2 separate regions of the Homo sapiens genome follow, and region 2 is linked to region 1. Evidence: chromatin contacts called from ENCODE Hi-C or POLR2A ChIA-PET data. All regions are on one chromosome and are shown on one strand. Each heading gives the region's core, a stretch centred on a gene start or an enhancer-like site at or near the end of the contact. The rest is flanking DNA. Distances are from core to core; before and after follow the strand shown.

Region 1 (6,978 bases), core at 3,229-5,728:
TTAGACTGAAAACATTACAGATATGTGTGTATCCAATCTATCTAATTTATCCATTACTTAATGGCAAAAACTGAAATTACTTTTGCACCAACCTAATAAAAGTTATGCACTGGTGGCCGGGCGTGGTGGCTCACACCTGTAATCCCAGCACTTTGGGAGGCCGAGGCAAGCAGATCACTTGAGGTCAGGAGTTCAAGACTAGTCTGGCCAACATGATGAAACCCTGTCTCTACTAAAAATACAAAAATTAGCCAGGTGTGCTGGCACACACCTGTAATCGCAGCTACTTGGGAGGCTGAGGCAGGAGAATCACTTGAACTCGGGAGGCAGCGCTTGCAGTGAGCTGTGATTGTGTCACTACACTCCAGACTGGGTGACAGAGCAAGACTCCATCTCAAAGTAAAATAAAATAAAATAAAAGTTATGCCCTGGTTAATCAGAAAAATAAAGAAGCATACCTGATCCTCCGGATGGTAGTTCTGTTTTATGGAACAGTGTGCCTCTGCTGACTGTGATCAGTCCTGCTGACCCTGGATATCATCCCAGACTCAATAACTCAGACTTAAAGAATGGTATTGAGGAGAAGGAGATGCTTTGGGGTAAGATCAAGCCCTAGACTTTGAAGGTGAGATTTCCTGAAAAGTGGGAGAAGATTTGCAAGCCAGAGTAAAAAGATGTGCAAGTCAGATCTGTAAGGCAGAAGCACAAAGGAGGAAGCTTTCTCAGAGAAGCCTGAGGCTGGGGCACAGGATTAGAGACTGGTAGGGCCCCAGGTAGGACTGAGTTGTGCAACATGGCAGCCCTGGGGAGGGTTTAACTTATTGATGTGCTCCGTCAAACTATGAAAAATTATATAGCACGCAAGCTTAAAATGTTTCCCACTACTACACAGAGATTCCCCTAGATATCTTATCCTCCTAGTTTCGCCTCATATGACATTGCTGTGGAGATAAAGAGGTCAGGCAGAGGAGGAGAGTGGCCTCTCCCTCCTGTGAGAAAAGGCACTTGCTCCCAACAGGATCAGGAGTGAGGACTCAGATGGTCCTCGCAAGCCATCAGGGGGAGCATGTGGTGTTGAAGAGACCCTGCCGTTCAAACCTCCTTGCTGGTAGTGACACTGAGGGACTGGAACCCCTTAAGGGGAAGCAGCTGAGGTTTGGGCCAGCTCAGGTGAAGCAGGCTGGCTGCCCTCTGCCCTAATCCTCTGAAGGAGCTGGAGGTAAGAAATGCTCTGACTCTCTCACAGGAGGGCTGGAAGACCCAGTTCAGTGGGAACTGTAAAATGCTTGGGAAAACAGAGACCCCTATTAATGCAAAATATTATTATGAACCCTCCCTCCCCACATACTTTTCAACCTCATGAGGTGTTGTCTTTAAGGCCCAGTCTGGTTTAAATTATAAGATGAATAAACTCACCTGACCTGACAAGCAAATGTTCTGCTGGACCCACAGAGCCTTGGAAAGAGCAGCCTTTGCTTCTCCGCCCGTTTAGGAGGAGCAACCCTGTGGGCCTGTGGGAAATGCATGGACTGGGTGTCTGGCAGGTCTGGGTTTGAAGCTCAGCTTCATGAGCAGTGGGCCTTGGCCTTGCTGCGCCTCATTTTCCCCCCCTCACAGGGCTGTCTTGAGGCTGGGTGGAGTAGTCCTCTGGAAGCCCTGAAGGTTTGACCGTTCTAAAGCAGTGTTTCAGGTGAATTTATACATTGATGGGAAGGAAAGAAAGTCTGTTGGATTTTTAGACGATGCTTATGCTTTGGATACAATCAAGCTCTTTCCCCAAGGGCCAGACCAGGGACAAATGAGCTGTATCCCTAGTAAGCTAGCTTTCTTTTAATATGAGGATGTATTATTTGCCACAAAGGACAAATGTGAAACTACCTCTTGATCAGTCACAGACTGTGGGCCTCTTGGGAGTCTGGGAGGTCACAGGTCAAGGCCTAGAGAAATGGCTGTGTCCTAGGATTAGGGACAGTGGAACTGCTTTCTCTCCTGAGGCCTCTTTGGTGTGGTCATGGGGTGCTGCTGATGTCTGCAGCCCTCTGGGCACTCTCTCAAAGCTGCCCTGTAGCTGGAACATCTATCTGCATCCCTACTCAGCGCAGAGGCAGTGAAATGGCAGCAAACAACTCCCTTCTATTTCCTGGTGGCTTGTTCTCTGGGACACGGAGAAGAGCATGGTGACTGCCAGGTTTCAGGCCTATCTAGCAGGGCAATGAGAGCTCCTGGGCACCTGAGGATTCAGAACCACTTCTTTCTTTCTTTTTAATTTTTTTTTTTTTTTTTTTTTTGAGACAAAGTCTTGCTCTGTCGCCAGGCTAGAGGGCAGTGGTGCGATCTTGGCTCATTGCAACCTCCGCTTCCCAGGTTCAAGCAATTCTCCTGCCTCAGCCTCCTGAGTAGTTGGGATTACAGACACACACAACCATGCCCAGCTAATTTTTGTATTTTTAGTAGAGACGGGGTTTCACCGTGTTGGCCGGGATTGTCTCGATCTCTTGACCTCATGATCCGCCTGCCTTGGCCTCCCAAAGTGCTGGGATTACAGGCATGAGCCACCGTGCCCGGCCCAGAACCACTTCTTAATTGAAGAGAACATCTTCCTTCTCTTTGTCTATGGGATAAAGTCCTATACCTGTAACCAAGGCCATACCCAAGGGTCCCCCAAATAGCTCAACTCAACTGGCTGATGCTCATGGGTAGCCATGACCCCTCCAGCCCATTGCCCAGCCTGTCACACGCTTCCTGCCTTTACACATGCCACTCCCTCACTTCCTATTTCTACCAGATGAACACCTGCCTGTTTATCAGTGTCTCTGAGAAAACATCCCCCTTTCCCCCCAAGAGCAAGGGCAAGGCTCTGCCTTCATTGCATCCTTAGCCCTCCAAGCTAGCTGATCTACTCTCACATCACTCCCCTGACCAGCATGTAGAAGCAATCCACACAGAAGCAGGCCTGGCATGAAGTGTGGTCCTGGGGCCCCTGTTGGGCCATCTTAACTCATTGGTTGCTTGATCATGAGGTGGGGCCCAAAGAAGTGACAGGGCTGCTGGGACTGAGGGAATTACTCAGGCAATTGATGCTGACTCTACCTTTTTGTGATCAATCTGGTCTCCTTGGTTCCAGGATTTGGAGCTCTGTGCTCCAGCAATGCAAGCTGCCTCTGAACCATTTGTCTTGTCCTCCTGCCCTAGGACTTTCCTTCTGCCTTTGACTTTAATTTTCTGCATGGATCCTGGACATGGTTCAAACTTCTGGTTCTAGTGGCCCAACTCTCTATGAAGAAGAATTCCCTGTCTCAGCCCCAGAATCTCAGGTTTTCACCCAGCTTGCTATCCTCAAGGGATAAATCAGACTCTTTCCTCTCTGCATCCCATCTTTTTGTTGTATAACTTATTTTGGGTTTTGCTTGTTTGTTTTTTGAGACAGGGTCTCGCTGTGTTGCCCATGCTGGGGTACAGTAGCATGATCACAGCTCACTGTAGGTTCAATTTTCTGGGCTTCAGTAATCCTTCTGCCTTAGCCTTCCCAGTAGCTGGGACCACAGGTGTGTGCCACCATACTCGGCTAATGTATTTTTATTTTTTGTAGAGGCAAGGTCTCACTATGTTGTCCAGGCTGGTCTTGAACTCCTGGGCTCAAGTGATCCACCTGCCTTGGCCTCCCAAAGGGCTGGGATTATAGGCATGAGTCATCATGCCTGACCTAACTTATCATTTTGTCTTCTAACTATTTGTTTTCATGACTAAGCCCCTCCCTGGACTGTGAGCTATTTAAGGGCAGAGTGGATGTCATAACATATTTCATAAATTAATGCATGAATCAATGATGATCAGTGTCTGTAGTATTACAATCACTTGTAATGCTACAGATGATATTATAGCCCTATGAATTACATAGAAAATCATTTTTATCATCCATGACTTCCATTTCAAGTCTCCCAAGAGGGAGGAAAAAGAATCTCTGCCTGTCTGGCCCCACGTGGAGTCCAAGGAATATTATAGTTCTTTTCCTTGTATTTTTCTAACGCCACTACATTTTGGGGGGCTTATCCACCTTAGTACCTACTAAGTTCAAATTTGGACTAAGTCTGTAGCTCGGTTGTGCATTTTGAACTTCATCTTAAATTGGTCATGGCCCATTGCTACTGCTTCACATTTCCTCCGTCGTGTTTTCTCTTTTATTGCTTCTATAGGTTGTGAGTTAGGATAATAAAGTCAAGATAAAATTGCTCCAAGCCATTTGCAGCTCTGGGAAGCTGGCACAGGGCTGCCAGGAGCTGGCTGGGTGCCACCAAGAGGAAAAAATATTCTTCCGTGTTGCCAGCCTTATCAGGACTCCTCACAGTTTCTTGCCAAAATTTTAGGAAAACGATGATCTACTCCCCTGCAGCTATTCTGTATGTTTCTATAGGTGGGGAGTCTTTCAACAAGGATTTTCACTAAAAATACCTCTCATGTTTTTCCCCTGGTTTAAGACTGTAACTTGAGCTCCATATTGTGAAATACTGACATTGAGATATTAATCACTGTGCATAGTTGAGGCATCATTGTCATCATCATCAGCCACTCACACTAACTGAAAGTTTATAAGCTATGGAATCCCACTCAGGACGTGCTCATGAAAGAATAATTGGAGATTATTTTTTAACTGTGAAAAATGTTCTTTTGGAGGAATGAGGAATTGGGAAAATAGGAACAGATTATAGAAAGCTGGTAGGAAATCACAATTCTATTCTTTTATTTTCTTTCTGTTTGTTTTTCCAAGATAAAGGGTCTCCTTATGGTGCCCATGCTGGCCTTGAACTGGGCTCAAGTGATCCTCCCACCTCAGCCTGCCAAAGTGCTGGGATTATAGGCATGAGCCACTCTGCCTAGCCTAAAATTTTCAATTTTTTTATGGAGGTGTGGTCTCACTATGTTGTCCAGGCTGTTCTTGAACTCCTCCCTCCTCGGCCTCCCAAAGTGTTGGGATTACAAGCATGGGCCACTGTGCCCAGCCCACACAACTCTACTCTTTTAAATATTTGCTCTACATCTGTTTGATGCCACAACAATGACTCAATTCCGACAATTCAATTTATTTATATGGGTGTGGCTTTTTTTTCTTATTCGATGGGGGAGTTTGTCTATCTGGCATAGACAGACAAGCCAAATTTCAAATTCTTGTTTAAGTGTTGAGAAGATATGGCCATAAGCATGTCTTTACTCAGTCAATCAATTGAACTTCAATCAACAGTGCCTACTGAGCACTAACTATGTGCATGCCCAGTCCTGTGTTTGGAAGGATACAGAGAATAAGGTACCATTTCTCCCTTTTCTTTATTAATTTATAGTCTAGTCAGAATTTATAGACTAGTCAGGCAGTCCTGGGCTCAAATCCCAATGCTATAACTTAGCAGCAAAGTGGAATTTTGGCAAATGATCTAATATCTCTGCACTTCTGTCTCCTCCTCTGTCAAATGGGGTGATGATAACACCTAATTCACAGGGCTGCTGTAGGAATCAAGGGAGATTGTGGGTGTATTCTGTGGGGTGTATCTATAAGTATTGGCTTTCTTCCCCTTCCCTTAGCCTTTAGCCTGGGGTAACCTCAGTGGAGAGGATTCCTAGAAGCCCTGTGTAAAAGCCTTCTTCTTAAGGCTAAGGGCAATTACCTCCATGGCCACGTGAAAATGGGCGCATAGTGGCTGGCTTTAAGTGAAGGCTGCAAACTGGCTGCCCACTGGCCAAAGCCAGAGTTAGACACTTCCAATTAGTCCTATATGATGTTAAAAAAAAAAAAAGTAATCTGCGGGCACAGTGGCTCATGCCTGTAATACCAGCACTTTGGGACGCTGAGCTGGGGGGATTACTTAAAGTCAGGAGTTTGAGACCAGCCTGATTAATGTGGTGAAGCCTCGTCTCCACTAAAAACACAAAAATTAGCAGGGCATGGTGGTGCACGCCTGTAATCCCAGTTACTCGGAAGGCTGAGGCAGGAGAATTGTTTGAATCTGGGAGGTGGAGGTTGCAGTGAGCCAAGATCTCGCCACTGCACTCCAGCCTGGGTGACTCAGTGAGACTCCAACTCAAGAAAAAGAAAAAGAAATCTGTTGCAAGCATTTAAATATCAAAAGCTATTCATTAAAACCCCAATTTGGGGATTCTCTTGAAAATCGGAAGATTCTGGCTTTTGACATTTGGATGGAGCTGACCACAAGCTACTTTCTTTGGATGGGTCAAGCACTCTCCAGAGTGCTTGTGACTTCCCACAGGGAGATCAGATGTGGTAAAAGGACACCATTAGTTCAGATCTAGCCAAAGTTCAAAGCTTAAGAAAAAGAACCAAGCCAAGAATGATGAGCCAGGGCAGCCCTGATAGGACCCACCAGAAGAGTAAAGGCTTAGTTCATTTAACAAATATTATTGAGCACCTTGATGTGCAAGTCACTGCATTGGGTGCAAGTGGGAAAGAGAAAGAACATGTGTTGGGAGCCTACTATGTGTCAGGCTCTGACATGAGCTCATCTAATCCATCAACTTCTTGAGGTAGGTATTAAGATTTTTTTTTTTTTTTTTTGTAAATGAGAAAGTAGGATTAAGTGGCTAAATGGATCAGCTGCTAAGTGCTGGAGTCAGGATCCCTGTACTCTGAGGGCCTAGGTTTGTCCTCTATACCTCAAGCCTGCGAGAGCAGGATGGAATGCGTCATATGTTCCTCTGTACTGTTCCATGTGCAAACTGGGCACATGACTGTGGATTGTGTGAATTTTCTGGTGAACGATAGGACAGTTTTTCCTCTGGCTCCTGCTCTCAAGAAGATTCTAGAAGCAAAGGAGACGATGATTGCCAGACAATGACCAACCAAAGGCTGTGGGGCTCAAGGCTCTGGGAGGAGGCAGCGTGTGAACTGGGCCTTAAAAGTCAGGAAGTTTTTGATAGGCGGAGGAGGCAGGAAAGGATATGCAAGGCATGGGGACAGCCCCAGCAGAGACACGA
Region 2 (7,008 bases), core at 398-2,897, 44 kb before region 1:
TTTATTTATTTATTTATTTATTTATTTATTTTTAGCACAATTTAAAGAATCTAGAACTGGGCATGGTGGCTCACACCTGTAATTGCAGCATTTTGGGAGGCCAAGGCGGGAGAATCACTTGAGCCCAGGAGTTCAAGACCACCCTGGGCAACATGGTGAAAACTCCATCTCTACAAAAAAAAATACAAAACTTAGCCAGGCATGGTGGTGCATATGTCACCAGCTACTCAGGAGCTGAGGCCAGAGGAGCCTGGGAGGTTGAGGCTGCAGTGAGCTGTGACTGCACCACTGCACTCCAGCCTGAGTGACTAAGCAAGACCCTGTCTCAAAAAGAAAAAAAAAAAATGAAAAGGGAAATTAAAATAAAAAAAAAAACCACACACACTGCAAAGTCTCACTTTCATTCCATCCTGTTCTTGTCGAAGAGGCAACCATTTAAATTTATCCTTTCAGTGTTTTTATGCAACTTCCACAAATATAAGTAATGCATATGTTTTTCTCTTCCTTTCATTCACAGAAAGTAACATCCTATATACACTGGTCTACACTTCCTGTATATTGTGTTTTCACTTAACAATCTATCCTGGAGATCTGTATTAAGCAGTGCTGTCCAATAAAATAGTCACTACCCATATATGGCTATTAAGCAAAAATTAAATACAATTAAAATTTAGCTGGGTGCAGTGGCTCACGCCTGTAATCCCAGCACTGTGGGAGGCTGAGGCAGGTGGATCACTTGAGGCCAGGAGTTGGAGACCAGCCTGGCCAACATGGCAAAACCCCGTCTCTACTAAAAATACAAAAATTAGCCAAGTGTGGTGGCACGAACCTATAATCCCAGCGACTGGGGAGGCTGAGGCACAAGAATGGCTTGAACCCAGGAGGCAGCAGTTGCCGTGAGCCAAGATAGCACCACTGCACTCCAGCCTGGGTGACAGAGTGAGACTCTGTCTTAAAAAAAAACAAGATTAGTTCCTTAGCTGAACTATTCACATTTCAAGCAGTCAATAACCACATGCGGCTGATGGCTACCATTTGTCCAAGAATAGAATATGTCCATTATCACAGAAATTTCTTTCAGAAAGCACTGGTTATAAACATCTTCCTCCTCCTTTTTTACAGCCATATAATACTCCACTGTGTAACAGTTTATTCTACCAATCCCTTCCTGGAGACATTTGAGTTGTTTGCACTATTTTGCTGTCATAAACAGTGCCCTATCATCACATGAGTTTTTGTGGAATAGGTTCTGCACTAACAAAAGGCATGGTAAGATAAGGCTGTGACCTGAGGCAGTGATTGCTCTGCAGGCAGGCCATACCAGGGTGGGATTTCTACTTCCGTGGATCTACTCAGTCCTTAGCTATGCAAATCTGGAAATGTTCAGGCTGATGTCACATTAGCCACACTCATAAGACACTATTGGGCATCAAAAATGAGCAATTACTTGATATTAAATGGAGGTAGTTCTTTAGATTTAGTGAAATCCTCGTGTCTGCTGCCTAAGACATTGCCTTCCCAGAAGGTAAGCCTTGCCCAGGGGAAATGGATAATTCTGACACATATTTCATCCAGACATGACAGGTTCCTGTTCCTAAACCAAGTATGCCTCTCCTTTTATCGGAAAGCTTGTGTTCACTAGGATCACCATTTCCTGTGCAGCATTTTCCCCTGGGCCATCTTTGCACAGATGCCTGGGAAACTATTCCTCTTCTGCCAGCTCTTTCTTCAGGCAGTACACAGTGTGCTCGGGAGGTTTCACCTTGTTTGGTGATGGTCATGTTTCAGTGCAGTTTCAAGTCCTCCCCAAATTCTTCAGTTATATAACCACAATGTCTTCAATATTGCTATTGTGACATATGGTGGTTTTAAAATACGCCTAAAAATTCTTTACTACTCTGCTCTTCAAGTGATGAAATTAGCTGAGCATGGTGGCATGTACCTGTAGTCCTAGCTACTCAGGAGACTGAGGCAGGAGGATCACTTGAGTCCAGGAGTTCAAGTCTGCAGTAAGCTATGATCATGCCACTGCACTCCAGCCTGGGCCACAGAGCGAGACCTTGTCTCTTAAAAAGAAAAAAAGATGGAACTTAATTCCCTTCCTGTTGAGGGTGGACCGGACTTTGTGACGTACTTGTAATGAATAGCATGTGGCAGAAGTAACAGTGCGTGCAGCTTCTGTGATTAGGTCTTAAAAGGGAATGTGGCTTCCTCCCTGTCTGGCTTTCTTGAATTATTCATTCAGGGTAGGCCAACTGCCATTTCATGAAGACACTCAACTAGTCCTGTGGAGAGGTCCACGTGGTGGGAACTGAGGTTTCCTGCTAAAACCCAGCACTAACTTGCAGGGTGAGTGTCTTCATGCATTTTGTGCTGCTCTAACAGAATACCTGAGACCGGGTAATTTATAAAGAGCAGTAATTTATTTCTTCACAGTTCTACACACTAGGAAGTCCAAGATTAAGACAGCGGCATCTGGCAAGGGCCTTCTTGCTGTGTCATCACATGGCAGCAAGGCAAAGAGAGAGAAAAAGAGGGGATGAACTCATCCTTTTGTAACAGTATCAATCCCACCTCTGAGGGCAGAGCCATTACGACCTAATAACCTCTTAATGTTCCACCTCTTAATACTATGACAATGTCAGTTAAATTTAAAGACAGATATTCAAATCATGGTGCCAGGTGCAAGAGCCACCTAGGAAGTGGATTCTCCAGGCCTCATCCAGCATTCGGACGATTGCAGACCTGGTCAACTTCTTGAAAATCTCATGGGAGACCGAGTTAGAACCGCCCAGCCAAGCTGTTCCTGACCCACAGAGACTGTGTGAAATACTAAGTGTTTATTGTTTTATGCTACTAAATTTGGGGAAAATTCATTAGCAGCAACAGATAGCTAACATATCTAGATGGCTGAGATCATCCGTTTTTGTTTTGATCCTTATTAATTTCCCTCTTGCAGGGTTATCTTGACTTCTAATCTACAGGGACACTCGAGAACACTAACCTGTGAACCATCATTTTCTTATCTGTAAAATGCAAGATTGGTATGAAGGGCACAAAGCAGGGACTTAAATGGAAATGATTAATATTGTTGTCGATGCTCATTAATAATGGAAGCCTTGGGTATCTTCCATTTGCCCCTCCATATCCATGTCCATTTCCAATCTTTTCTCACCCTACTCTGTGCCCCAGGAGGGGCTGACTTCCATGGACTATGTCAGTGGCCTCTCTGGTTCTCAGCCTTCCGGTAGAGTTTGGCAAATGAGAAATACTGGCAGGAGATAGGAGGAGGGCCAGAGGAAAGGGATGTATTTCCTTGGTTTCTTCCTTTCCAAGTCACCATGCTTTATCTTCATTCCTCTACCTCAGGCCACCCTGTCTTGGTACTGGTAACTACTGTCTCCTCTCTCCCCTCCAGGCCTCTGAATGATAACTGCTCCCCTCTTTTGCTAGCCCCAGGGTGTGTCAGTGTCCTTTGGTGGGCTCCCTAAGCTCTGTCTGCACAACTTTGTAAATAGTCCCTGTATTAAACTCACCTCAAATTGTATAGATCCCCTGCAGGGATCCTAAATGAGAATGGCTAGTTTTAGTTGCTTTTAATAATGATCCTGGATTTTTTAAAAGAAACAAACATTCTATAACCAGAAAGATTTCTGAGAATCCAAATAGATACAAGATTGAGCTTAGAAAAATCTAAAGAAATGGTTGTTTAGAATATCCCAACTTGAATTATCTGGCAAATGTACGTATCACAGATATGAAAGGAACCTTGTTTCCCTCCTGAGAGCAAAACCCAGAACCTCCAAGCAAAACCCAGGACCTCCAAAGTCGTCTGTGGAAGGAGTATAGCTGGAGTAAGACAGCAGGGAGAGCCAGGCGCCATGGCTCACACCTGTAACCCCAGCACTTTGGGAGGCTGAGGTTGGCGGACCACTTGAGATCAGGAATTTGAGACCAGCCTGGCCAACATGGTGAAACCCCATCTCTACTAAAAACACAAAATTTGTTGGGTGTGATGGCGCATGCCTGTAATTCCAGCTACTCGGGAGGCTGAGGCAGGAGAATCACTTGAACCTCGGAGGCGGAGTTTGCAATGAGCCAAGATCTCGCCATTGCACTCCAGCCTGGGAGACAAGAGCAAGACTCCATCTCAAAAAGAGAGCAGTAAGACCAGTGGGAGAGGGCAGTTGGCCAGCCTTGACAGTGTTTCCTGAGAGGACACTTCTCACCCTGAATGCTACTGCCTCCTGCCCACAGGGTGTTGCTGCTTCTCTTTCATGCTTTCCCTAGAACTTCAACAACAGCAACAAAAGCTTTATAGATATTTAAGGAGACCAAAAAGGAGAAAGCCTGAGGAAGAGCCATCCACTTAGGCTGCTCCTCATCCTACTGGAATGAGGAAGTGTAGCTTGGATTCCCAGCCTGGCTGACTTCTCCAAGCGTTGACATCTGTCCCACCCCATGGGGCCAACACACCTTCCCAGGCACCTGCCTGAGTTTCTCATCTTCGAAGTGGGCATAATACTATATTGAGAGGGTTCATCTATGTAAAGTGCCTGGGACAGTGTTGACACCCTGTATGTGCTAATTTTAATAGCAGCAGCAGCAGCTGTAGTTATTAGTGAAGATAATGGGTGTGGAACATGAACATTTGTTTTGACATGTAGGGTTGAAATTTATGCCAAGAGCCTCTGCCTAAACCCAAGAGTCCCAAGAGTGTCTGGGATAGACTATGAAAAAGCATTAAAAGCCTGATGTCTGTACAGAGATCACACAAATTGGCCTGTAGATGATTTTTGTTGAAGGGGTGGTGACAGAGCAGTAATAAAAAACCTAAGTTGTTCTTATCCACTGAGTTGAGTCTTTAGAACCCAGCTTAATATTTTCATGGCTCAGATTTATTTTGAATCTTAGCTTTTATTTAGTGCTTTAAAATGGGAGCAGATTGGGCTTACGAAAGGATGCAAAACTTGCCCTGACATTAAATGGCCCCAATTGCTAGCCTCTTCAGTTCTTATATCTCAATTATAATTTTTTATATTATAATTGTTGGCCTGTTTCCTCACGCTATGCTTTTAGCAGCCAGATCTTATTGCTTAGAAAGTGATTAATAAATGTTGGTTCATTAGTAATGTTTGGTTAATGACTGTAAATGCTTTCTCATTTTCCATTTCCCCTCTTTATTGTTAATTGCTTCTAATCTATAAACTGGGAAGACAGATGTCAAATCTTGTAGTAGTGTATGCAGCTGGAACAAGTCAGTACTGGGAAACAGATTATTTTACTCTTGGAGCACCTGCCCATGTGGAGCTCCTTTTGAAGAAAGCCGATCATTTGACCCTGCCACCATGGAGCAGAGATGGACAGCAAACCCAACAACAGTTGGCTATAGACTGAAAGCCAAGGAGTCAGTCTCCAAAGAACATCAGAAACCAATGGAACCAATCAAATCCTCTCTTTTGGAGAGTTTGAATGTGAGTCTCAAGAGGACATCCCATGCTGAGGAGGTTGAGGCTAACCCATGCAGAGATAAGGCAGCAAGCAAGCCCTTAGGTAGAGCGAGGCTGTAGGAGGAGTAGCCGTGGAGGCAGAGTGGCTTTGTTGCCTGATGGTGAAACCTCAGAGTCAGGGGCCACTGGGCAATGCTGCCAGCATGGAGCTACAGTAATTCCAAATGACTCCTAACCATGTCCTGCTGACTTCCATGACTGTTAGAAGGAAAGTTGGTGCTGCCTAGTTGTTCCCTTGCATGTGGCTGTGTGGGCTGTTTTGGTTTATTTGTTTAAGAGGCAAACTGTGGAGAGGTAAAGAACTTTCACTTACTCTAACCAGAGTATCCTTATTTTCTAGAACACTTTTTAAAAATTTAAGCATTTGATATATGGAACCTGGTATAGATATTAAAATGCACTCAAGAGGAAACATGCTTTTGAGCTGAGGTCCTATTTTCCAGCTTCTTTTCCTTTTTTTTTTTTTTTTTGAGATGGAGTCTCACTCTGTCACCCAGGCTGGAGTGCAGTGGTGTGATCTCACCTCGCTGCAACCTCCGCCTCCCGGGTTCAAGTGATTCTCCTGCCTCAGCCTCCAGAGTAGCGGGGTTTACAGGCATGTGCCACCACATTCAGCTAACTTTTGTACTTTTAGTAGAGACGGGTTTTCACCATGTTGGTCAGGCTGGTCTCTAACTCCTGACCTCGTAATCTACCCGCCTCAGGTTCCCAAAGTGCTGGGATTACAGTCGTGAGCCACCATGCCTGGCCAGTTTCTTTTCCTTTTATTTTGGGTCTGGCAGGAGGCTTTTATATTGTCTCCCAGGTGTGAGGACTAGTCACTGTATCATGCTTGTAAAGAATGAAATGGGTTTGGAAAAAGAAAAAAAAAACAATTTCAAGTTGCTACTGGCTTTAAAAATCCTACTCAGAGTATCAGCTAGCACAGCTTTTAGATGCTCAGGTCAAGGTCATGGAATCTCTCTTTCCTCTTCTTTGCTTTCTCAACTCTTCAGGTACACACACCCCCATCCACTTCTTCCACTGACTTCTCAGACTGTCTTCCCTCCTTAACTCTTTCCATTCTCTGTGTTCTTCTGACACAATGTAATACTTCCCAGCACCAAACATTATTACACTGTGTTGATAGATAAAGAACCCAAGGTGCTGGCCTGAGAGACAGAGCCAGGCTCAGTGAGGACATTCATTGCCAGCTGTCATGGGAGAGTGGATGGAGATTGTAGCAGTGGGCTCAAGAAAGTCAGAAAACAAAGGCTTTCTAAACAAGTGGAGGAGAAATCTAGAAGTCATAAAGGAAAAATGAACACATCTGACTACATAAAATATCTTAAAACTATAAGTGGAAAAAGATACCATAAACAAAGTCAGAAGGCAAATGACAGAGTGGACAAAAATATTAGCAACACATGTAACAGATAAAAGGTAAATGTCCTTCCTATACAAAGAGTGCTCTACAGTTTAAAAAGGAAATATGAAAGGTCCAATAGAAAAATGGTTT

Evidence for each region. Hi-C counts contacts between places; a loop is a spot of excess contacts on that map. ChIA-PET counts read pairs that join two places held with the same protein, here RNA polymerase II (POLR2A). Pooled maps may share reads with other maps.
Region 2: POLR2A ChIA-PET joins it to region 1 with 30 read pairs in MCF 10A. The contact joins two enhancer-like sites. A Hi-C loop is called at or near these places in 1 of 50 pooled maps. POLR2A ChIA-PET finds 5 or more read pairs at or near these places in 8 of 52 experiments (BJ, GM12878, MCF 10A and 5 more).

The regions. Positions count from the first base shown.
Region 1 is chr15:67,994,518-68,001,495 of GRCh38, forward strand. No RefSeq gene overlaps it. Among named protein-coding and RNA genes, the nearest start is that of PIAS1, 56 kb to the right of the region's middle. Within about 2 kb of position 4,479, at least 3 of the 41 ENCODE cell types and tissues checked have a DNase peak (open chromatin) inside an H3K27ac peak, as active enhancers do.
Region 2 is chr15:67,953,229-67,960,236 of GRCh38, forward strand. No RefSeq gene overlaps it. Among named protein-coding and RNA genes, the nearest start is that of PIAS1, 98 kb to the right of the region's middle. RefSeq lists an enhancer at 1,821-1,900. Within about 2 kb of position 1,648, at least 4 of the 41 ENCODE cell types and tissues checked have a DNase peak (open chromatin) inside an H3K27ac peak, as active enhancers do.